Regions from separate parts of the Mus musculus genome. Here regions 2, 3, 4 and 5 are each linked to region 1. A link is a loop called in an ENCODE intact Hi-C map of the cell type or tissue named here. Cell type or tissue: left cerebral cortex. All regions are shown on one strand. Region 1 holds the start of Ppp1r12a (protein phosphatase 1, regulatory subunit 12A). Region 2 has its middle 72 kb from the start of Gm40754. Region 3 has its middle 93 kb from the start of Gm29685. Region 4 overlaps Ppp1r12a (protein phosphatase 1, regulatory subunit 12A). Region 5 overlaps Ppp1r12a (protein phosphatase 1, regulatory subunit 12A).

Region 1 (5,000 bases):
CCTATATTTTCCTTTGGTGCCATTCTAAATTCCAGATCTGTCCTGCAGATTGTCAGGCACTTCAGCCCTTCCAGTCAGCTTTGTAAACAAAGGCTACGCCAAGCTTGATATGTGAATTTGATTAAATAAAACTTTAAATGGTCATCACTTATTAAAGCAGGAAACAATAAAAGGAAAATGCCTCCATACCATGTCTTTTTAAAAGGTATAAAGTTAACAGGCACAAAATAATAAAGTTTAGGTACAAAGTGCGGAGCCTTAGGTTTCAACCTCTGTTTTTAACCACACTATTATTCAAAATAGAGCTATGCTCTCCCACACAACCAAGAGGAGTCTGAGGGGAGCGGGAAAATTCTTTTTCACTGTAAATTTCCTAGTAATTCCAAGTTTCTTAATATGAAAATAGAAAGAATCTGTCGTGGCATCTATTACCAGCACTTTAAACTTGCTTTTCAAGCAGAACTCTAAGGGTTCTGTTGCTTTTGGCTTGTTAAAGGCAAAGCAACATTATCTCTGGATTGCCAATAGTTTCTCCTTATTTGGCTAACATTGAGAGATCCCAATCGGACTACTATAAAACTTTAACATGCACAAAGCATCCATTTTGAGAAAAGGTTGTGATTAGCTTTGGTTTTTTTTTTTTCTCTCCCCCTCCCCACCACCACCACCAAAAAATAAAAAAATAATAATAATAAAGTTTGGCAACTGTCTTTGAGGAGTACACAGTGTTTATTCCCATCTTCCCTAGCCCCGGTGTGCACTCCAGGAGCCAGGACTCAGGGATCTGTGACTGCGACCAACTTCGAGTACAGGAACCCATAGACTCCAGTTACGAGGTGGGCAAGCCCACTCGGGAAGACTTCCCTTATCAGATTCACTACCAATCCCCTCTCTTTCAGCCACTCCGGATTAGCTAATTACACCCCGTTTCCCCCTCCCCAGTGACCAAGAGTAATAAAGGAGAAAACAGGAAATCGTTCGCTCGGGGCACCCGGCTTTAAGGGTTCGGGCTTTAAGGGTTCGGGATCACTAATATCATCATCCTCATTTGTAATCAAGTCCTAAAAATGTACACCAACACCAATGCCCACCTCCAGGCCAGTGGGCTCCATCTGCCCCAAGAGTCCCTGTTAGTGGATTTTTTTTTTTCAACAACCCTCCCCGCCCCACGGTCTATCACTGACACCGGGCCTCGGCACAACCCATTACTCTCCGGCTCGGCTTGACCCAGACTACCAGACCCAGACACATGTCCACAAATGGCCCTGGAGGCCCCCAAGAGGACCACAGTCCATTCTGCCCCGCGCCCAGGAACATCGGCCGGGTCCCCCCCCAAACTGCACAGGCTGCGGGCGAGCGGCTCTGGAGGGGGGCCCGGAGCCCCGCGCCCCAGCCAGCCTCCCGCGACGGAGCCGCCCCCTCACCCGCAAGCAGGGAGTCTCCCGCCACCCCCCGGCCTCAGCCCCGGCCCCGGGCGCGAGCACCACAGCGGGCCCCGGGGTTCCGGGGTCCGGATGAGGGGACGCCGGGCACACAGACCTGGTGCAGGGCGGTGAGTCCGTCCACATTGGCGTAATTGATGTCGGCGCCGCGGTGCAGCAGCTTGAGGACCTCGTCCGTGTCGCCGCTGGAGCAGGCGGCGAGGAAGACGGCGCCATCGTCGAACTTCACCTTGGTCTTCTGGCGCTTCACCACGGGCGGCTCGAGGTCCGTCTCGGAGCCGATCCAGCGCTTCAGCTGCTCGTTCCGCTTCTGCTTCGCGTCCGCCATCTTCATCCCCTCTCCAGCCGCCGGCTCCTCTTATCGCGAGCTGGGGCGGGGGGGAAGGGGGCGGCGGCGGCGAGGGGACGCCGCCGGGGGGAGTATGCGACCGCGTCGGCGACAGAAAGAGAGAGAGAGAGAGAGAGAGGGGCCGGAGCGGAGCGGAGCCGCGAGCCGGGGAGGAGACGCTCGAGACTTCCAGTATCCCACAGAGCACTGGGGCGAGCCCGGCCGAGCGGGCCTCTCTTCCTACCACAGACGCCCTCCCGCCCCCGGCACGGCCGCCCGCCCGTCAGTCCGTCAGCCGCGGCCCGGCTGAGCGTAACTTCGCGAGATCGCGGCCGGGGAGGCGCCCTGCGGCCCAGTGCGCATGCGCGCTCCCGCCTCGGCCTGGGCCTCGGCTTCGGCCCGGCCCAGGAAGAGCTCGGGGGCCGAGCGCTGGCGGGGGCGCTACCGGAGGGAAGCGGGTGTGGCTCTGGCAGCCGGGGGCTGGGCCGCTCCTGGAAGGGAGGAGGCCGGGAAGGAAGGTTGTCTCGTCCGGCGGGACCGAGAGCTCTAGAGGCAGCCGGGTCGGGCGGCGAGGCGGGACCGGGCTGACCTGCCTGCCTCCTCCCGGGCTCGGCGGGCCGCGCGAGGCGTCTGCCCGGGGCGGAGGGTTTTCCTATTGGCTGCGTGATTTGAATGGAGAGGACACGGGTCGTGCATTAGGTGCTTGTGGGGGTTGCTCTTCCCGAGGAACTCGGGGGGAAACCCGGGCGATCCTGATGAGAGCGTTTTAAAAGTGGGGTCGGAGTCGTCTCCACGGCCCCGGTGGCATTGACCGAGGTGATCGCCTACTGGCAGGGGATGGTGACCTGCGGTTAATTGCAGTGGCTTCCTGCAAACACCCACTGCAGAAATGTCTTTCCTCTTAGGCTTGCTCAGTATTGTTGTTTTGTTTTTCCCCCGTCTTTAAGCCTGTTTTGATTTCTTCTTCCTCCATCGCTTTTCGGCCTGGGTGGCACTGCCCATGAGGGCTAGTTCAGCCTTGTTAACTGCTCCTGACCTTTTAAGGGATTTACGGTTTCAGCTCCATTGCTTTCTATGGAGTAAAGACCCGGCTGCGTCTAGAATTCAAAAGGAATGTGGACGAAGGCAGTTACTTCGACTGATATTTATCCAGTACATGTCTAAAAAGTCGTGACTTCCTAGGCTCTGAAAATACAGTAAATACGATTTATTTGAGCCCATTTCTTAAATTCTTGTGTTGCAAAGAACATCATAAGGAGATTTTAGCTTTGCCTTTTCTAAACACTCTCCCGTCCCATACACTTTAGATCTATAATGTCATAAAACCCTACCACTGGTCCTTTTTGGGAATCCTGTAGACTGTGAACCCCCCCACCCCCAAAGAAAATAGTTGCCTTGCCCCTAACCGCCTCCCAGTGCTGGGAATACAGCAGTGAAAAGTTATTTTCTTACTCTTCAGCATGTTGCCTTTCTGGTAGATTAGAATAACTGAGTAAAATATGCTGGGGGAACCACCTTATAGAACTGAATATTCTGAATTTCAATGTTAGGAATAGTAATAAAATCCAAGCTAAGATAAAACTACTTCCTTGAAACACAAAACGAGTGTGCCACACATGAAATACATCTATATCTTCATAAAATGTATTGAGGATCATACCACTAGACCTCTGCACAACAATGAGAACAGTGGTGTTTGGTACTGAATCATCATCATCATCTTCTTCTTCTTCTTCTTCTTCTTCTTCTTCTTCTTCTTCTTCTTCTTCTTCTTCTTCTTCCTCCTCCTCCTCCTCCTCCTCCTCCTCCTCCTCCTCCTCCTCCTCCTCCTCCTCCTCCTCCTCCTCCTCCTCCTCTTCTTCTTCTCTCTCTCTCTCTCTCTCTCTCTCTCTCTCTCTCTCTCTCTCTTTCTCTCTCTCTCTCTCTTTCTTTTCCAGATACGGTTTCTCCATGTAGATCTGGCTGTCCTGGAACCCACTTTGTAGACTTCAAACTCAGAAATTGGCCTGCCTCTGCCTCCCAAGTGCTGGGATTAAATCTGTGTGCTACCACCATGGAGCAGGGTCATGAATTTTCTTAACGTGAAACTATAAAATCCCTATGCACAGAATATGGCCCTCCCAATCAAAGAAAAGAATTGAGTATACTCTTACCAGCTCTCCTATCTACCTAGAGAAAACTGACTTTTCCTTGTTTTCTGAGAACATTCTGTCTATTTATTTGCTATTAAAAGTGCTCTTGAAATACACATTCATTGGAATTTCACATTTTCATTTGGGCAAGAGGACTGCAGTGGGAGATATGCCATTTCTAACTCAAGCACTTCTTTCAGGACATAAAAATAATACAAAAACAAGACAATAGTTCATTAACAAAACATAGTTAATTCCAATTCCCAAAAGCTATCAATTAAAAACAAAATAGAAACCTCAAACCTTGGGCTGTTAGCTTGTCCAGACTTCATTTGAATTTAGCTTTTTATTCTCCATAACTGTTAAGGTCAGACAGCTCTTCCTGTTGCCACCTGTACCAGCTCTGTCTTTTTAGAATTATGTATATATATATAACATAACATGAAAGATCTATAGTTCATTCAGAAATAAGCACAACACTTTATTAGAACATATAGAAAGCCACCATTTCATATTATGTTAATTACTGAGTGGTCTAAGCCGAAGTTGAAGAAATACAAATATGTCCATTTCCTAATGACTTGTATGTAAGTTAGAGTGCGGGGATTTTAGTTCCTTTAAGGCAGATGGACTCTTAAGGTGGAAGCACGTGTGTTTTAGAACCTGAATAAATGTTTACAGTGGGCTAATATAAAATATTTAGTCCCACTGATGGTGAAAGAATTGGCCAGATTCAACAGTGAACCATCTGAGCTTGCTTTGGACTCATCTGTAGCTCTGGGTCATGGCATCTCAAATCTTTTGCCTCTGAACAAGGTCAGTCTCTCTCCTCAGCCAGAGATGCCTTGTACTCCTCTAGGATGATTAGCTGTCTTCTAACTTTCCAGGTCAAGGTTTTCTTCAAGACAGGGTTTCTCTGTATAGCCCTGGCTGTCCTGGAACTCACTGTGTAGACCAAGCAGGCCTCGAACTCAGAAATCCGCCTGCCCCCGCCTCCCAATGCTGAGACTAAAGGCTGCGCCACCACCGCCTGGCCTCAGGTGAAGGTTTATGCCACATCAGGCTCTATCCCAAAGGCCTAACCTTAGCACACTGCAC
Region 2 (5,000 bases), 73 kb after region 1:
ATAGATATAGAGGCACTGTACAAAGGGAACCACTTGCTCTGGCTAGGACTGGATCTTGATTTTGATGCACGTAGAGGAAGTAGAGGTATGTGCTGCATTTAGAGAAGTGTGTGTGTGTGTGTGTGTGTGTGTGTGTGTGTGTGTGTATCTGTGCACTCACACCATGGTGTTTGTAGAGGTATGGTGTGTATATACTCACACCATGGTGTGTGTAGAGGTATGTGTGTGTGTGCTCACACCATGGTGTGTGTAGAAGTCTGCATGTGTGTATATATACTCACTTACACACTCATAGTGCATGTAGAGGAGAGAAGATACTCAAGTCAGTTCTCTCCTTCTTCCATATGGTTCTTGGGCATCAAGCTTGGTGGCAAATGACCTTGCCTGCTGAGCTATTATCTCACCACCTCCCAATACCCTTTCTGACATGGATTTGTAGTAACATAATCAGTTAACATATTTATTCTTTTGTCGTTTTGAAATAATTTATATAAGAAAGAAATTACCTGTTCTGTAAAATTTTGGGAGCACACATGGGAAACCACTTGTAAGTAGGTTCTTTTTTTCCCCCTTTAGTTTAACTTGAGACAGTTTTTACTTGTTTTAAATTGCTCCATGGTTATGACATATTCCTGTTTTATTATATATAAGTATACTGTAGCCATCTTCAGACACCCTAGGAGAGGGCATCAGATCTCATTATGGATGGTTGTGAGCCACCATGTGGTTGCTGGGATTGGAACTCAGGCCCTTCGGAAGAGCAGTCAGTGCTTTTAACTGCAGAGCCATTTCTCCAGTCCCATATTCCTGTTTTCTATTTTAACTCCAAATTTATTATTTATGTCTAGATTTTAGGATTTACTGGCATATACTTTTTCTCAATAGTTTCTGATCTCTGCTGTAATTCTTTTATTTTGTGTCATTGAAAAAGGGTGGGCTATACTTTTCCAAGTGCAGGAAGAAAATCAGTAAGCGCAGGATGCAGGGCCCTCTGTGATCACTGTGGTCGTGGGACCTGCTTTTGAGGGATGAATACTGAGTCAAAATCTCTGCTGCTGGCGAGAGTCCGAAATGCATCTTCTGGTGCACCGTCCTCTGTTTTAGTGTTCCCCAAGGTACTGCTCAAGAAAACTGCCCCCACCCACCAAAGAACCAGATAGTAGGTACTTTAGGCTTCTGCAGGCCTTACGTTCTCTCTTGCAGCGGTATAACTCTGCCGCTGTATTGCAGTAGCCACCGGCAAGCACAGGCAAACACAACTTAGCCCCTGAGTCTGCTTTTACGGACCCGGAGATCTGTATTCCGTGTACTTTTCACATGCAACAGAATATTCTTCTTCCAAAAGAAGTCTTGACTCTTTAAAAACAAAACAAAACAAAAAAAAGCAGTCTTAGCTCCCAGGTCAGACAAAGTCTGGCAATGGGCCAATTTGTCCCACAGTCCAGAGTTTCAATTCCTTTTCAGTTGGAAACCACTTCAAAAACCTGGTTCCCAGAGGGAGGTAAAATGGAGCAAGGCCCCTGACTGACCCACAAAGGATATCCGGTGTTTGGGGGGGTGGGGGTGGAAAAAGAAAATTTGTTATTTTAAGCCACTACAGTTGCTTTCTAAATTACACCCTAACCCAGCTTAATCTAACACACCAATTCTGCTTTAAAATGATAAGGCGATAACAAATAATGAGAAGACATAAGTCGGTGGGATGAAAGGAAAGGGGAGGGGTGCTGAGGGCCGGCCAGGAGTTGAGACTGATAGTTTGAGAGCTCATTAAAATTCTGACACTTCATCTGTCTCTCTCTCTGAAAACCGTTATCTTTAAACCCTGAACATGTACCTACTTACATGGCTAATAACGTAATTATTCCTCTCTTGAGGACCTCAGAATGTTGATAGCGACCATAAGAAGTTAGGGCAGGATTTTAACATAGATCTGCAAACCTGCGTCAGAAAGTCAGCCAGGCCAAAATAAGGAGCTCTGTTAAGACATTCCATCAACAAAAATATCTCTTCTCTCTCTGCCATGGCAACTCCAAAATAGTAAAGAATATGCAATATGCTGTATCCTTGTTTGAACCAGGATGCTGACACTCAACGCAGCCAGCAAGTGTCTATTTTGGTGGCAAAGACAGGGCCATCGCTGAAGAGAGATTGGTCTGATCCCAGAGTATTTGTGAACACGATCATTTGTTAGTGACAGAATTGAGAGACAGGCAGTGTCCTTCTGCCGTTGGGCTCAGGACTGTGCGTTTATCCTGGGTATCTGGAACTGCTGGAGCCTTGATGTGTACACAGTTGGTAGTTGTTAAATAACCTTCCCACGCCCAACTCCCTAGATGGGCCAGAGCAGGAAAGAGAAGAGATGGCGGTGCCTAGAGTCGCACTGGTCAGAAAGCCTCTTGCCCTAGAAATGTCGGCGGGGAAACGGTCCTTATTTGATCATTTCTGGGGAGAGGGAAACGAAAATAAGTTGTGTGCAGAATCTCTCTCTAACTCCCTCGGGGCAGCTGAGTGGGAGAAAGAGACTCTTTGGAAAACTTACAGTTTATTCTTACCAAACAATGTCAGCTCTAAGAAGTGGAAAACATTTGGAGAAAGCGCAGTCATGAAAAGCATTATTGTGTGAAGTTCAGACTCTCGGGGGAAGAAAAGGTGTTCTGTTTAAAAAAAGAAAAAAGAAAAGAAAAGAAAGAAAAAAGTTCAGACTTCGCTTCTTGCCTTGGAAATCCTCTGGGCTACGGGATGATTTGTTTGAAGGTGGCACTTAAATATTTAAATGTAGCAGGCCCTATGTGTTTGGTTTCTTTGTTTAACTGGCGCATACTTTCCCAGCTATGTAGTGACTCCTGTGAAGTGTGCGGCTGTTCTATATTTATGTGCTTCAGCTCTCCAGAGAATTTGGATTCTGGCCTTACGTGTGTCCTGTGCTGTTCCTTTACAGCAGCAGGCACAGGTCCTCATAGATGGGGGTGTATGTATAGTTTTATTTTAAATACGTGAGTATATAGTGTATGTGTGAGGGAATGTTTGTGTGTGTGCATGCACATACATGTGCATGCACGTGGATGTCAGAGGTCAACCTCAGGTATCCTCTCTATCACTATCTATCTACTATCTATCTATCTATCTATCTATCTATCTATCTATCTATCTATCTATCATGTATGTATCTTTCTATCTACCTATTATCTATCTACCTACCTATTATCTATCTATCTATCTACCTACCTATCTATCATCTGCCTGTCTATCTATCTATCTATCTATCTATCTATCTATCTATCTATCTATCACCTGCCTACCTATCATCTATTATCTATCTATCTATCTATCTATCTATCTATCTATCTACCTATTATCTATCTATCTACCTATCTATCTATCATCTGCCCGTCTATCTATCTATCTATCTATCTATCTATCTATCTATCTATCTTTCTATCTATCTATCTATCATCTATTATCTATCTATCTATCTATCTATCTATCTATCTATCTATCTATCATCTATTATCTATCTATCTATCTATCTATCTATCTATCTATCTATCTATCATCTATGTATCTTTCTATCTACCTATTATCTATCTACCTACCTATTATCTATCTATCTATCTACCTACCTATCTATCATCTGCCTGTCTGTCTATCTATCTATCTATCTATCTATCTATCTATCTATCTATCTATCTATCTATCACCTGCCTACCTATCATCTATTATCTATCTATCTATCTATCTATCTATCTATCTATCTATCTACCTATTATCTATCTATCTACCTATCTATCTATCATCTGCCTGTCTATCTATCTATCTATCTATCTATCTATCTATCTATCTATCTTTCTATCTATCTATCTATCATCTATTATCTATCTATCTATCTATCTATCTATCTATCTATCTATCTATCTATCATCTATTATCTATCTATCTATCTATCTATCTATCTATCTATCTATCTATCTATCATGTATGTATCTTTCTATCTACCTATTATCTATCTACCTACCTATTATCTATCTATCTATCTACCTACCTATCTATCATCTGCCTGTCTATCTATCTATCTATCTATCTATCTATCTATCATCTATCATCTATCTATCAACTATCTACTGTCTATCATCTGTATATCTATCTATCTATCTATCTATCTATCTATCTATCTATCTATGTATCTATCATCTGTCTATTTATTGACATGGTTTCTCACTGAACCTGGAACTCAACAGTTGGTTAAACTGGCTCGTCAATGAACTCCTGTATATCTATCTATCTATCTATCTATCTATCTATCTATCTATCTATTTATTTATCTATCTATCTATCTATCTATCTATCTATCTATCTATCTATCTATAGATACTCCTTTGTCTCTGCCCCTACCACCAGACACCCAGTGCTAAAGTAATGATGTGGACCATCATGTTTGGCTGTACATGCATAGTGGAGATATAAACTCATGTCACTACATGTTCATGCTTGCAAAACCAGGACTTTATATGCAAGACAGAGCCATCTCCCTAACTCCAAATGTATTAATATTATATTTCCAAAGTCCACCTTTATTGATGCCTGATTAAAAACAACAAAAAAATATAATTAGCTGTTTGTACAAATTCAGAGATTTCAGAGAATTTCAAGTGTCATCTCTGTCTTTTTATTTTGTTTTTAAATGTGAATATTCGGTGGCTGCTGGGCAAATCTAATTATTTAAGCAACAATCCCTTAAGTATATGGGTTCTTTGGGCAAGGCCAGTACGTTATCGGACGCAACAATTGTCAGTCAGTGACATGACATAGCCATGAAAAAAAGGATTTAAAAACAGCTAGCTGATTTTTGTTTCAGAAACAATGAAAAAATGTTTTTTGAAGAGAAAAGTCCTTAGTGTTATCTTCCCCTCCCCTCCCCCAGTGAATGGTTTTATACAGAAATGGGCTGTTGTCTAACAAGGGTTTGGCTACCCAGGCTCCCTGTTGAACAAACACATTATTCT
Region 3 (5,000 bases), 120 kb after region 1:
ATAACCAGGACATGCTCTTAGGCTTGTGATATTCGTCCTCTGGACAGAGACATCAGGCTTGCATAGGGAGTTTACACAGTGCTGTTTAGCATGTCCTGAATTTTTACCTGACCTAGAGCCTTCTTCTGCCATGACTTTCTACTTGGGTAGCTTTTTACACTTCCCTGTACCAGGGTAAGGTAATGCCATTCATTTTATTCTGCATTGTCATCGTAAGTGGTGCTGTGTTACATAAAAGTACATTCCCACATACATTACACACAGAGACCATATGTTTGAAGGTGTGGTTGTACCTATTGTTCTGATTCGTGGCAACTTACTCCATATGATATTTAAAATGCTTTTTCCAAAAGGGGAACACCACCACAGAGTTACTGGTTTCTAAGACCAACCCACTGCATGGGAGATGTTTCAAGAAAATGAAACATCAAGCAGAATTAAAGTTGAACCATCAAACACGGTGAATCTCTAATAACACGGCTTTTGACCGGATTTTCTGTTGACTACAAGTTCCAGGGGTCCATTCAATACAAGAAAAAGGAAAAAAAAACCTACTTTTGTTACTTATTTAGGAACTAAAAGCTGAATTACAATGTTTTGAGAAAGTTTGGCTTGATGACAGAAACACATTAGGTTTTTTTGTTTGCTTATTTTGTCTTTTTAATCCTTCTATATTACTGGATCCAGAGGAAACTGAATGTTTTTTTTTTTTTTTTTTTTTTTTTTTTTTTTGAGCCATGGAGACTTGTGCTTCTCTTACATGCGGACTTAGCGTCTTTCTTCCCCGAAGTTCTGACAGTGTTCCTTCCTCTGCCTTACTATTATCGTGTGTTTAAAGTCCTAGCCCTCTGATCTCTTTTTCCCATCTGTCACTTTACAGATCAGCTTAGCTTGCTCTCCTGAGCTTCCAGGATGCACTGGAAGTTTATGATGAGATTCTAATTGCAGTAGTTATTTTTTAAAAAAAGTCCAGCTATTTCTGTGTGTGTTCCTACTCTCTCTATTGTAGATTACTGCTGTTATTACTGAATTAGAGTCTAGTTGACCAAGAGAGCAAGGCATATCCTTTGTTTAGACTTTCTTAGGTATCCAGGACAGGGCACGTAATGTGCTTGTGATATTGGCAACTATATGATAGATTGTGTAGTTAATGGAATTTATTTAGCCCTGCTCAGAATTAATCTACCGCAGCTCTAGGGACCCAAGAGAGACCTCCTCATCTCTCTCTTCTCTCCTCAAATTTAGCACTGTGTTTGATCTTATTTGAACTTCTAATTTCTAACTCCTATTAAGTTTGATATGTAGCCAGCACTATCAGTATTTCTCAAGAACTTGTTACACCTGCAGACTCTTAGGCCCCTCTCTCATCTCAAATTATATTCTTGATATTATAAAAAAAAACCCAGTCCTTGAGAAACACAATCCTAGTATGCTGCCCCAATCTCTCCTTTTCTCTTCTTCCCTTTCTCTTCTTTCCTGCTCCCTTCTCTTCTTTCTTCCTTTCTCCTGATTTTGGGACAGGGTCTCATATGCCAAGGCTGATCTTGATCTCACTTTATTGTGGAGAATGATCTTGATTTCCGGTCATCTTCTTACTATGTCACGGGTGCTGGAATTACAGGCATGTGCCATGTGTGGTTCTGGGAATGGAACCCGGGATCTCTTACATGTTATGCAAGCCCTCCAACCAAGTGAGCCCTCATCTTTTCTTGTCATGTGCTTATCATCCTCTGGTGGAGACCCCACAGCCCATTGTGTGAGTAACACTCTAAGCCCATACTCCCAACTCCTGAGGATGCATGAGTGTCTTCTCTCAGCCTTGAGCAGCAGCCTGGAACAGTCACAAGCATGGCTCACTGGAGCAGACAGGTGCCAAGACACTCAGCTCATCCAGCACCTTGTCTCAGCCTGCCAGGGTCTCTGTTTCCCTGGCAAGTCTTGTCCTCTCTGCAGAAACTGTTTTGTGAAAATTCTGCATTCTATTCAAATCTCATGTTTTCCTAACTCCTCATTTTAAACAGATGAATTTTCCTCCTACTTCCTGAAGAAAATAGAAGGCATCAGATGGAACTCCCTTGGCTTCTTGCTACCAAGCCCATACTCCATCCAAACCCATGCTCTCTTCCCTTTGTTTTAGCAAATGGTTATCAGCTGATCTCATCACCTATGCTTAGAATCCCATCCCCTCATCATAGGCAACTCACTCACTTCTTCCTCCTCAGTGGTCTTCCACTCTGTTGTTTACCAGATATCTTCATGGTTTCATTGTTCCCAGTTACATGTAAGCCTATTTGCTCTTCTCCCATCTCAAAGACAACTTTTTTTCTTGAAAACCACATTCCTTTCAAACCCCCTTTTGTGTTTTCCTCCCAAGAGTTCTCATTATACAGCGAATTTCTTTTCCCATCTCCAATTCCAACATCCAACTTAGCTGTTTCTCCTAGCTGGTAACAATGCTGGCCAAGGTCACCAGTGAACCCTGTGATTTAAATACAATGGACACTTTCCATTTTTTTTTCTGGGTTCCCAGCATTCTTGCCCACTCTTCTCTCTCTCTCTCTCTCTCTCTCTCTCTCTCTCTCTCTCTCTCTCTCTCTCTCTGTGTGTGTGTGTGTGTGTGTAATATGTGTTGTGTTCATTCTAGCATCTAAGACACCATGCCATCCAGACTTGCCTTCTTGCTTTCCAGCAATTTCTTCTCCTTTACAGTTACCTTTCTCTAAACATAATAGTCAGCACTTTGCTATTTCCATCCTATACTTCATTAATTTACTTCTCTAGACTGGTTGTGATTGAGATTAAGTTTCAAATCCACTAGATTTATTATACTCAAGGGGCTGGTAGAGAACGGCTCAGTCCATAATGCACTTGCCTTACCAAAATGAGTTTGATTCCCAGAACCCACCTAAAAATGCTAGGTGTGATGGTGCATCCTTGCAATCCTACTTCCAGGGATGTGGCGACATTAGGAGCCCTGGAGTTCCACCGCCAGTGAGTCTAAGGTAATTGTTGAGCTCCGTGCTGCTGAGGATTATGTTTCAAAAGAGGTGGGTGGTATTCCTTAGGCTCAACCCTGAAGCTGTGGTCCAGCATCCATGTACACATGCATGCACATGCGTGTTCTTCTGCGTGCACATGAACCAATTCTCATGTGAGAATGTGCTCATTCTCACACATGAACATGTACACAACCATGTGTATTAAAGAAAAAAAACCCCATCAGTGTCCGTGGAAAGAAGACTAGTAAAGGAGAAAGGAGTTGAACTTAGAAACAGGTCCTGCAAAGCTTTGGTCAAAGCAGCAGGTATTATGATGGGAATCACCTGTCCATCCTTCAGTAGACTCAAGCATCTTTACCTTTTCGTTGCTGCCTTGTCCTTTGCCAGAGGAGGGATGCAGGAAAGGAATTTCTTGTGAAGAGCCTTAGAGATGAAGTCTCTCCACTAATCTAATACTTCTCAATTTCGGCATCAAATCTTTTATTGGAACTCCTTCCAATACTAGGATCTGTGTGCTATATCTCTCTATAGGACATGCATTCCATTTTATATAATTTTATTTTATTTTATTTTTTTTTAATTTTATTTTTGGTTTTTTGAGATAGGGTTTCTCTGTGTAGCCCTGGCTGTCCTGGAACTCACTCTGTAGACCAGGCTGGCCTCGAACTCAGAAATCCGCCTGCCTCTGCCTCCCAAGTGCTGGGATTAAAGGCATGTGCCACCACACCCGGCTTATTATTATTATTATTATTTTTAAAATCTATGACTCAATTTTTAATCAGTTGACTGATAAATCCTGAACTTACACTCAGACTTTTGTGTTCTTCACTCTTATACCCAACTGCCTAGTGGAAATCATTATCTGGACATCTCAAAGGATCAACATGTCTAAACCACATCAATCAACAAAGCTTGCCAGATTTCACTCTTACATTTCCCTGAAGTCCTTTACTTTCCTTTGTCCTATTGCCACCATTCTAGCACACACTACTACTTTCTCTAGCCTGGGCTCATGCACAGTTATCCTATTTGTTTTTTCCAAGGTCCCCTCTTTCCCTTTCCTACAGTTTATCCTCGGGTGGGCAGTGTAATGCTTTCAAATGCAAGTTAGAATACTCAGATTGCTTTTGCGAGTAAAATCCCTTCGGTGATTTACCATGATTATTTTGGGATAGAGGCTATCATAACTTTGAAGGGATTTTCAGTCTGTGTTCCCGGACCATTCTAATGTAGCTCCTCTTTCGTTCAATTCCTATAGTCCAGGGACAATGTTCTCTGGCCCTCCCCCACCCCTGGAAAGTTAGAATTATTGATGGGTCTTGTAGGGTCTCACAACACCATTTCCTTTGTTAGAAATAATTGCCTCCCCTTCTCCAGCTTGATAGTTTTTTTCAATCTCCATTTATTCTTACCTTAGGCCTCCATTTCTCAGATAAGAATTTTAGCCTGACTCTTACAGCATTTAGCTTTAGTCCTTCCTTGCACATATGTTAGGATGCAAGTGTATACACATGCACGATCATTTAAGTAATGTTTGACTTCATGCAAGTGCTCTTCATGAGTATAGAAAACCACTTCGATTTTTTAAAGCCATCTCAATGTTTGACACTGTCCCAAAATGTCTGCCAACATATATTTATTAAATTAATGAAACCTTCTAATCTAGAGCACCTGATAGCTTTGTTAGCCCCCATTCAATATGGAGTTTAGTGTGCAAAACTATCGTAGGCTATTTAACAGGCTCTTGATTCAGCCTATCTGTGAAAGAGATTGAGTTGTATCTGAATAAGCTCAACCCATGCCAATCTTGGTTTAGAAGGTAGAGGTGATTCGTTTCTCAGAAGTTTGGCATAGTAGGTCTCAAAAGAATGAGGGCTCATGCCTGCTTTAGACCTCTGACTGTTATGCATATTGATTAAATGACCCATCAGTCTCTGGTGAATTTATGAAGAATAAAGACCTACTCAGATTGTGTTTCCCTGTTTGGGTGCAGTGCCATTC
Region 4 (5,000 bases), 99 kb before region 1:
AGAATGACAAAAACTGAGAGAAAATATGACTTTGTACTGCCATTTTATGCTGTCATGAAACTATACACTTACTAATTATGTTTCTAGATAAACTTCATTTTTGGATTGAGACTCTACATCTATTAATAACAAAGCATTTATTTGCCTAGAATGTATAATGTAATCCTCATCTTGCCAAATAAATTACTAAAAATTAGAAAAACTACCAAGAAGCTACATTTAAAAATAATTTTGTTCCCTTAAAACTGTTATATTAATAACAGTTATAATATATATGTATTAATATTCACATTAACAGTGCCACCCCACATTATTCCATTTGCTAATAAATAACAATATTAGGGTTATAATCTGAGATCTAGAAAAAGAAATTTATTTACTTGTGGTACTGGGAATTAAGCCTACAACTTTGCACCCACTGGGCAAGTGAGGCCTATAACCCTATGTTGAAAATTTTCCTTTTCGCAGGATGACTGTAATCTTGCATTGTTTGAAAAAAACAGGTTCTTTTATGTACACTTATAACATAAAAATAAGATTAATGTACAACACGGAAAGCATTTTTCTTTGAAGGTCTATTAGCATTTTAAAATAATGTGTACACCATAACCAATAGCCATTTTAATTATTCCAAAATTGGAATAAAATTTCTGATTCAGGTAGTAAACACACACACACACACACACACACACACACACACACACACACATCTAGCTACTTGGTGACTGTGTTTATAAAGCATTAAAAACTCAATAGACTGCTGATTTAAACCATGTATCCTCTCAGCAATGTAAGGAATTGTGAGCAAGTACTTCTGGGAGGTAGTGTTTCTAAGAGGGCCTCACATCTTGTGTCCAGAAGGAGACTCCAGTAGACCGTCGCTTTTCTCTGGGTCGCCGTCGTTCTCTGATTGACTTAGGCTGTGACTTATCTTCCCCTTCTTTCTCCTCTTCTTTTTTCTCTCCCTCTATTTATGGATTACACAAACGGCATGATTGCAATTTATCCTGACAATGTTTTTACAAGCATACGTCAAAACAGCTCTAGAGCCGGCTGGATGGTGCAGTGGGAAAACAGAATGCTGCCAGGCCGGGGACCCACGCAGCGGAAGGACAGACTCTGACAAGGCACCTTCCGACCTCTGCAGGTGTGTCATCGCACTTACACACACATATGCCCCCGCCTAGCATGTACAAAATAAATAGTGCTCTAATTTTGTTAGCCTCTTTTGTAAAGCTTAGATTTCTTCAATTAAAATAATGTTTGTCCCCATCAGTACTCCTATATGTATATTTGGTATAAACTTGCATTTTAATTTCCCATTATGGCACACGTTTAATGATCATGAGAACAAATTATCTCTACATTCTTGGTGTTCAAAATAAACCATCCGTAGAGACATATTTGTTGTGTAGAAAATGGCTGATCGGCTGATGGGCAGGCAGGCTCGTCATTGTTAACAAGTTACTCGCAGAACTCCCGTGCAAGAGGAGAAAGCACACAGAAGCACACAATGGGCCATGTAGCAGTAGCCCTGTTGCAGCCTCCAGCCTCCACCATGTCTTCTAGCACCTCACTGCTATCCTAAGGGCAGATGCTTTCTTCTGAAAAGTTATCTTTCATTAAATGCAAATCAACATAAACACGTTAGTCTTAAGATGTCCGTTTCTCATCTGTAAATGGCCTCTGCACTGCAGGATTATGAGGACTTTGAATGTGCTAGCAATGCAGACAGGAACAGAACACTAACGACTGCACACTGTTTCTGCTCAGCACATCAGCTTACGATGGACGTCAGCTGCATTACTAATTAGAGAGACCGGCTCTCAGGATTACTGGAAAGAAAAGGTGGTTTCTTACCTCTCTCGTTTTCTTTGGCTAATCCCCGGGAGTAGGCAGAGGTTATACCTACAAGACTGTTTGGCCTGTTGAGCTGACTTGAGGCATAGAGTGTGCTGCCTAGAGTAGAGAGTGAGGACGACGACGGAGCGCTTGAACTTGAAGTTGACACAGGTCTATAACGTGTGTAAGTCTGGGAAGCATTAAAACCCATTTGAAATATTAAAGACACATAAAACACAAACTGATTTCAAAAGAACAATATCGTTCTCATCATGCCAAAGCTGTCAGACTCCAGCCTACGCCTCTCATGCACGCCACACTGCTTATGAGACCATACATCTCAGCACTGTGAGAACGCTAAGAGCCAAGCAGACCAGCTGTGCTGCCCACAGCATTACCTCATCGTATGTTCTTGAATACTTTTGTTTATATTCATCTTCTCTAGATGCTTCTGACTCCTTCTTTTCTTCTTGTTTCTCTTTATCCTGCTTTTCCTTTTCTTCTTTTTCTTTCTCTTCATTTTCTTGTTCTCTGGTTCTCGTAGAACGACTTCTTCCTATTGTTTTTTCAGCTTCCTGAAGATCAGTCAGTGTTACCCCCTGCACTCAAAAAAGGCACACATTGTGATGCCTATTAGTGGCCATTTAAAAAGAGCACTTTACAAGTTGACACAGCAAATATGAATGTTATTTTTACATAGTGAATCACATTCATTTTATGAATCACAATAATCATAGGAATTGGGGAAGTTATAATTATAGGTAAGAATCTGTATTCAAAAACTAACAAAATAGTAAGAGATGGAAAAATCTCAATACATGTATCTAATTTTAGAAGAGGAAGAGTCAATCTATAGAATTTAGATAATACACTATATGCATTCATTTTCACACATTAACTCGAGGTTTGACACAATCTTCAGTGTTCAGGTTGGACTCCTCAGAACAGGCTGGATGGGAAGTAGCTTAGGACCCAGCAACCACACCGCTTTACAGGCCAAGTCCAAACAGCTGAGCCCGTGCTACTGAGATCTCATGAGGAGGAAAGGCAGCCATCATAATCACAATGAAGAGTAGGAAGCGAGTTAGTAACTAGCCAGAGAGACACTTCTCACATCTCCCATCTGCTGTTTTCTATACTGAGCACTAGGCCTCTTCTCCATCATCACTACACATTCATAAGACTTTAATAATCATAAGGTACCATATGGCTGGGTGGCAGCGGCAGGGGGATCGTTTGAGGCCAGCCTGGTCTACAGAGTGAGAGTGAGTTCCAGTAGAGCCAGAGCTACACCGAAACCTTGTCTCAAAAACCAAAAAAAAAAAAAAAAGGGAAACCTTATAATACATGCTAACACCTATGAATATGTTCTGTGCCAAAAACCAAATTAGGAATAGGGGATTAAAAAAACAACATTCAAAGAGACAAAGGATACTGATTAGATGTAATGTGATACCTAAAGTATATACACAAAAGCTATAAGAGGATTACTACATCATCCTTATCTCTTCTGATTTTTCCCCCAGAGTGAAAATGAAAAACCCACTTATTAAGTATATGCTCTCTATATTGTACACATTAGATATACCTGTGTTGACCGTCTAGACTGTCTTGCTTGTCTAGATCTTGCTTTTCTTTGGGATTCAGACTCTTCGTCCCTAACAGGAGTGAGGTATGACCTACAGTAATAAATAAAAAACTGTTAGTTGGAGAGTCAATATTTATGAGTAGAAATACTTATCAATGTTTGTGATTAAAACAAGCAAGCACAGTTTTTAATGGGTTAAAAAAGTATCTTCAGAAAATGTTTGTACCTGGCTTTGAAACTCACTAATGCAATTATGACCATTCTCATTCAATCTTTATTTTATGTGTATAGGTGAATTATCTATATGTACGTCTATACTACTTGCCTGCCTGATGCTTACATGACCATTGGGTCCCTCTGGGAGGGCTATGAACCACCACGTGGGTGCTGGGAATTGCAACTGGGCCTGCAAGAAGAATAAGTGCTCCCAACCACTGAGTAAGCTTTTCAGCTCATTTCTTTCTGAACAGGAACCAGTTATACTTAGTATAGCATGTTGACTTCTCCCTTTCTATATTTAATGGTCTTAATTTTAAAGAAGCAATGAGAGGACTGAAGATTATGTTTTACTCCATTAAAAGAGATAAGAGATACAAGCACTTCATTGGCACAGAACCAATTCACAGGAACAGAGAGGTTGACTCCAACCTCTAAGAATCACCTCATTCCATGTTACCTCTCTAGTGGCCCACAAGTCCACTACTAGCGCTGCCCACTTAACAAGCCAAGTTCTGTTATTTTTTATTATATAAAAAAGGAAAGGAGGGCTGGACATGTGGTGGCCCATGTTCTTAATCCCAGCTCCTGCAAGGCAGAAGGAAGCATTTCTCTGTGTGTTTGAGACCAGCCTGGTCAACAGGGCTATGCAGAAAGAGGCTATTTCAAACAACCGAACCAAACCAAACCAAAAAACAAACAAACAAAAACTGGGAGTGAAGGTTTTATCTTTTCTATAACTAAAATATTTTTAAGTACATCTTCCTTCACAAACCTGACTCCAAATCCCTTATGACATCCATTTTGGCCTGTTTTGCTTTGCTGTAACAGTGTTAAATGACTTGTGCAAATGTCTGACTTAAAGTCTTTACTGTAAATGTCGGAATGTCTGCAATGACATGGGGACACTCTTCACAGTCCTATTACTATTTACAGTTAGAGTAGAAATCATAGTTTTGTCCACATTTTGAACAAAACCCTAGGAATTTCAAAAGGAGACGAAGCTTTGCCTCTAGTAGCCAGGGTTACTTGGGGTAGTTCCACCATGACCGCTTTTGTCACTGAACTCAGCTCTGTCTGAAGACATTACAGAATTCTCTACTTTCTCTGTAAGGGTTAGTGCACCCCCGCCGTGCTCTCCAAGACCAGTTATGGTCTAGCCAGCTTTCTTTACTTGAATGCTCCTCTTTACAGGGGCTCTGTCAGCTTTCCTGCTCACCTCAGCTTGTTAGTCACTGTTCTTTAACAAGCTCTGCAGTCAGCTGTGGGTTTTATGCTGTTTGTCTCTCTTCTACGAGCCCTTTAAACTCAGAGAATCTAGTAGCGCAGATTCACACTCCATCTGCAGTGGGTT
Region 5 (5,000 bases), 75 kb before region 1:
GCCTACACTCAAGCGCACCTGCACTCAACTGCACACACAAATTACAATAATAAAGGCAAATGAAGCACCACCACGAACAAAACAATTCTGTTTGTGGGCTACTCCCACGTTCAAAGTGGACCGATGTGGTAACTCTAGGATTTGAGGCCTTTTGACTTGATTATCTTCTAAAACTTGACTAAAGATGTATGGATACGTGCAGGTGTACATGCACTGTGTGTGTGCATATGCAGCAACCGCAATGATCAGTTTTAAAATTACTTCAAAGGATCATTTGTCAGTCTACTTTTATTCCCCGTGGTAACAAAATTCCCCATTTCTGCCTTAAAAGCTAAGAATTAAATTGAGTTAAAAAAAAATCCTGTTATAAAACAACTGATCCAAATTTTAACGTAGTATGTTAATTTCAATTTTGTATTTCTGTACAATTCAAAAATTTTAGAAACTCTTCTAACTTAATGCAACTTTTATCTAAAATCATATTACAGACTCAAGATCATGCTCTTATGGTCAAATAACTCAATTACTCCTTAAAATTTACCAACTCGTACAAATAAAATACCACCCTGAACTTTTAAATTGTAATTACATTTTTGAAGCAGTTAAATAAGAAAGGGTTCTTTTAATAACCAAGGAATTTCTCTTTTAATAGTTAGAAACGGGGTTCCCTTACTAACCTTTCTTTTCATTTTCTCCTTTCATTAATGACTCTGCTTTGCAAACAGCAGCTCATAGAGAATGAAAACTCAAGTAAAATGTGGCCTATACACAGAGAAAAATTTCCAATGTAAACTGCACACCTCTACCACCCAGCCACACGTACCAATCACATAACCACGACTGTCATGCAATCTGAAAGACACTAAGAAGCGGAAGGAGACTGAACACTGTAACTCTCCCCACGGGCTCTGGCTTCACTACTGGGACGCAAGCACAGGAAAGCAGCTCAGTCAGGTAGAGCAGCTGGAAACAACCAAGGACGCAGTGATGAGACACTGGGAAGTAGGAGCTCGTGTCAAAGCAAGGGAACAGAACAAGCTGCTTGAACATCAGTTCAATATACCTACAAGTTAGCGAAGCCACAGATCTAGCAAGAACATGGCTTGATTTACTTCCCCCTCGCTGCAGTTTTTTCTCAGCTGTTTTAAATGAATTGCTTTTGCAGACCTAATTCTTTTAGTCTTTGGTGGAACTAGTAGTGAAGGCAGCTGGTACAGAACTGATGATGCTTTCCATCGTTCAGATGGAAAGCCCGAGTGTCTAGCTGATAGAGAACGGGGAACATGATCTAGCTCTGTACTGCTGGAGCCTTTAATTTGATTTCATAGCAAGAAACAACGAGGTCAGGCAGGGTCATAATGGAAAACAAACACCACTGCTCAGTAGTGGCAGAAACACTTAAACCTGCACAGCATCAAGCTAGTAACATATTCTAATCATTGTGCATTAACAGAAATTCCAATAAGAAAAGTATTATCCTTGATATTAAGGAAGAGACAATAGGTACATACTTGTAAAGAATTATTTTAATAAGCCAACAAAGCAAAATAAAAGCTTTTATATTTAAAATCAATATTAAGAGCTAAAATGATAATTTATAGTTTGCCAACAAGTTAAAAAGTTGAGAAAAAAAATTCTATTTACTTCTAGAACATCAACTTCCATGTAGGAGTTTTTATTGATTGTATAGAATTTATACATTTCTATATTAATATTATTTCCACATATCATATATTCCTTGTGTATGGTTTGAACATGCATGTTGGCGTGTGTGGAGGTCCTAACCTATGTTTCTGACTGTTAGTTAATTCACATAAATACTCATAGTACTTAAGAACATTTACTTTGTTTTCAAAGGTTTGGTTAAAAGAGTACTAACAAATGGGACATGTTGAGATGACTCAGAGGTTCAGACCACTGATTGCTCTGATGGGAAACAAGCTCAAATTTCAGAACTCTCATGGTGACTCAACTATCTACAGCTCCAGTTCCAGAAATTCCAACTACTTCTTCGGGCCTCCTTGTACTCTGTGCATACACGTGTACAGACAAACATGCAGCAGAGTACCCATGCATAGAAAATAAAGGTAATTCTTTAAAAGGCACTAACTAAAGAATGAAATGACATGATAAATTCATATAGTAGGCTTACACAATTGGCTCAAAATGAGTTTTTTCTACTTAAATATAAGATATGCCAAGTATGGGGGTTCACCTCTATAATCCTGGCAGTAGAAAGTCTATGGTAGAAGAGAGGTCAGCCTAGACACAGTGCGTGGAAGATAGTCTTGAGCTATTAGAGAAAACATTTTCTCAAAAAGAAAGAGGTTCTGGAATTGGTGTCACATGCCTTTAATCCCAGGATTTGGGAAGCAGAGACAGGCAGATCTCCATGAGTTCAAGGCCAGCCTGGTTTACACATTGAGTTCCAGGACAGCCATGCAGAAACCCTATTTAAAGTAGAGGAGGGGGAGACAAACAGATACACCATGACATACTATTTTTTTTTAATTAGGTATTTTCTTAATTTACATTTCCAGTGCTATCCCAAAAGTCCCCCATACTCTCCCCCCACTCCCCTACCCACCCACTCCCACTTCTTGGTCCTGGCGTTCCCCTGTACTGAGGCATATAAAGTTTGCACGACCAATAGGCCTCTCTTTCCAGTGATGGCCGACTAGGCCATCTTCTGATTCATATGCAGCTAGAGTCATGAGCTCAGGGGGGAGGGGGTGGGGGGGTGGAGTGGGGGGTGGGGGGGTGGATACTGGTTAGTTCATATCGTTGTTCCACCTATAGAGTTGCAGATCCCTTTAGCTCCTTAGGTACTTTCTCTAGCTCCTCCATTGGGGGCCCTGTGATCCATCCAATAGCTGACTGTGAGCATCCACTTCTGTGTTTGCTATTTTTAAGTCCAATCAGTAGAAATAAAGCAGACTGATTAGCGAGATGGTACTGTTGCAGGGGCTGGAGAGATGGCTCAGTGGTTAAGAGCACCAACTGCTCTTGCGAAGGTCCTGAGTTCACATCCCAGCAACAACATGGTGGCTCACAACCATCTGTAATGGAATCTGATGCCCTCTTCTGGTGTGCCTGAAGAACAGCTACAGTGTACTCACATACATAAAATAAATAACTCTTAAAAAAAAAAAAGTAAGTACTGTTGCCTTGCAGAGGCCCTGACTTCTGTTCCCAGCATCCACACGGTGGCTCACAACCATCTCTAACTCCAGTCCAGAAGACCTGACAACATTTTCTGACCTGTGCAGGCACCAGGCATGTGTGTGGTGTACATATATACATATATGCAGGCAAAACATTTATATATATATAAAATAAAATGAAAATCTAATAAGAAAAAATTAAGCAAAAAGAAAAAACAGAGAAGACAGTTTAACTCACAAAGGAAAGTTATGTAAATATTGAATTCTTTAATAAAAACTTTAAAACTATGATTAAATACAGTACAAAACATTTAGAATTCTATCTTATGTCTATTATAATGTTTTTAAAGTCTTACATTTTTAAAATAAATTATTTACGATAAGAGTTTGAATATTTTATAAAAGAAATATTGGTACAAATAAAAATAAACATTGTAGAGAAACAGAAAACTAAAGAAAACCCCTCACAGGGAGGCTTTAAGGAAATCATTCAGTACACAATCTCTGGGGAACTGGTGAGAGGGGAACATTAAATAATAGATCTGGAGAGGGTGGGACAGGACAGAACACGTGACACACTGATCTCAAAGTCATGTATAGAGAGCCATTAACCACATACAAGTTTATGCTGATTAAAGAAACTGCTCTAATACTAATAAGAAAACTCAATGTTATGAAATAAAATGATTTTATTTTCTTGTCTCCCAATGCATAATTATGAGTTATACCTAAGAAGAAAACAAATACAGGCCAAAGGCAAAATTAAATTATTTTTCTCATACAGATTATGTACTAAATATGTCTAAGGAGACCACCAATCCAGCCAGGGAAAGAAAATATGCTCATAATCAGAAGTTATATATTCTTTTTGGAAAACTATTTCAATCCATTAAAACAAAACAAAACAAAACAAAACAAACAAACAAACAAAAATCAAAAAAGCTCCTACCCCTCCCCTCTAGTGTTCTTGGAAAGTCACTGATACTAACTAAATCAACCAATTATCAGCACTAGCAATGTGAGTGAATAGGCAGTCTGTTAGGATACTGGAGGAAAGCTGAAATGCAGGCCAGAGTTCAGATGGTAATAGACAGAACACATACTTTAAGCTTTCAATTGTGAGTATGTGAAACCTGTTTACCAATATGGAGTAGAAGACTAACTAGCATTTCTGGTAAAAAGATACTGTTAGAAAGGGAAAAGTGATCCAAAAAATTTGGTAACTTAATTCTATAGAAATATGATGTATAGCACAGCATGTATTTCTTCCCTCATTTCCTTTATCCAATTATGGATCATAAAGTAAATAATTTACTCATTGAATTTTCTTATAAACGCTGAACCTCAATAATCTCTTTTCACTATCCACTGCCACTTAATCACTGTGTGCAGGCTATAAGAATATCTATCATAGCCAGGTGGGGTACTGAAAGCCTGTCATTTCAGTACTTGGGAGCTGGAAGCAAGAGAATCAATACAAACCTTAGCTACATATGGAAGGTAAGGTCAGCTTTGTATGAGACCCTGTCTCAAAACCAACCAACCAGCAAACAAGCCCAAGCCCTAAAGACTATCAGAAACACCCTGGTACACTGTTCTAGCTTCTACAGACGACAGCAAGCATTTACAGACACACATAGTTTCTTAATTTATGTATATCTAAAAATATAGTAGGTATGCAAGAACTCAAATGCTTTGCACAAGTATGATACTTGTACGATTACTCAAAGAATCCTAAACTCTGTTTTCTGCAGAACAGAACCATAAACAACTCATATGGAAGATAAAACTGCTTAAAAGTTAGTAAGTGAATTAATGATGGACAGTAGATAGAGA

What was found. Peaks named below come from ENCODE experiments on the same cell type or tissue, not always from the same donor. Only the 100,000 strongest peaks of a DNase experiment are listed, where the experiment ranks them.
Region 2: a loop joins it to region 1, with 4 times the contacts of the local background. A loop is called at or near these places in 10 of 42 quality-filtered maps.
Region 3: a loop joins it to region 1, with 2.5 times the contacts of the local background. A loop is called at or near these places in 2 of 42 quality-filtered maps.
Region 4: it touches region 1 in a loop (2.4-fold over the local background); 5 of 42 quality-filtered maps call a loop at or near these places.
Region 5: it touches region 1 in a loop (2.1-fold over the local background); 2 of 42 quality-filtered maps call a loop at or near these places.

Annotation. Positions count from the first base shown.
Region 1 is chr10:108,159,176-108,164,175 of GRCm38, reverse strand. Ppp1r12a (protein phosphatase 1, regulatory subunit 12A) reads right to left here and starts at 2,078. Exons shown (of 25, transcript NM_001368736.1): 1 at 1,540-2,078. The coding sequence starts at 1,776. Gm40754 (a long non-coding RNA gene) reads left to right here and starts at 3,739. Exons shown (of 4, transcript XR_872014.2): 1 at 3,739-5,000. In left cerebral cortex, CTCF peaks have their summits at 2,400 and 2,600; DNase peaks (open chromatin) are centred at 890, 1,256 and 2,110; H3K4me3 peaks cover 3,182 bases; H3K27ac peaks cover 2,960 bases.
Region 2 is chr10:108,086,273-108,091,272 of GRCm38, reverse strand. No RefSeq gene overlaps it. Among named protein-coding and RNA genes, the nearest start is that of Gm40754, 72 kb to the left of the region's middle. In left cerebral cortex, no CTCF peak of the experiment used is centred here; DNase peaks (open chromatin) are centred at 1,139, 1,412, 2,137 and 2,840; H3K4me3 peaks cover 762 bases; H3K27ac peaks cover 2,135 bases.
Region 3 is chr10:108,037,177-108,042,176 of GRCm38, reverse strand. No RefSeq gene overlaps it. Among named protein-coding and RNA genes, the nearest start is that of Gm29685, 93 kb to the right of the region's middle. In left cerebral cortex, no CTCF peak of the experiment used is centred here; DNase peaks (open chromatin) are centred at 199 and 1,970; H3K27ac peaks cover 1,736 bases.
Region 4 is chr10:108,258,277-108,263,276 of GRCm38, reverse strand. It overlaps Ppp1r12a (protein phosphatase 1, regulatory subunit 12A), which reads right to left. Exons shown (of 25, transcript NM_001368736.1): 15 at 3,431-3,521; 16 at 2,241-2,441; 17 at 1,861-2,032; 18 at 846-967. Among named protein-coding and RNA genes, the nearest start is that of Pawr, 71 kb to the left of the region's middle. In left cerebral cortex, no CTCF peak of the experiment used is centred here; DNase peaks (open chromatin) are centred at 2,180 and 2,917; H3K27ac peaks cover 561 bases.
Region 5 is chr10:108,234,200-108,239,199 of GRCm38, reverse strand. All of the region lies in intron 5 of Ppp1r12a (protein phosphatase 1, regulatory subunit 12A), which reads right to left. Among named protein-coding and RNA genes, the nearest start is that of Ppp1r12a, 75 kb to the right of the region's middle. In left cerebral cortex, a CTCF peak has its summit at 3,085 (motif pointing left); no DNase peak of the experiment used is centred here.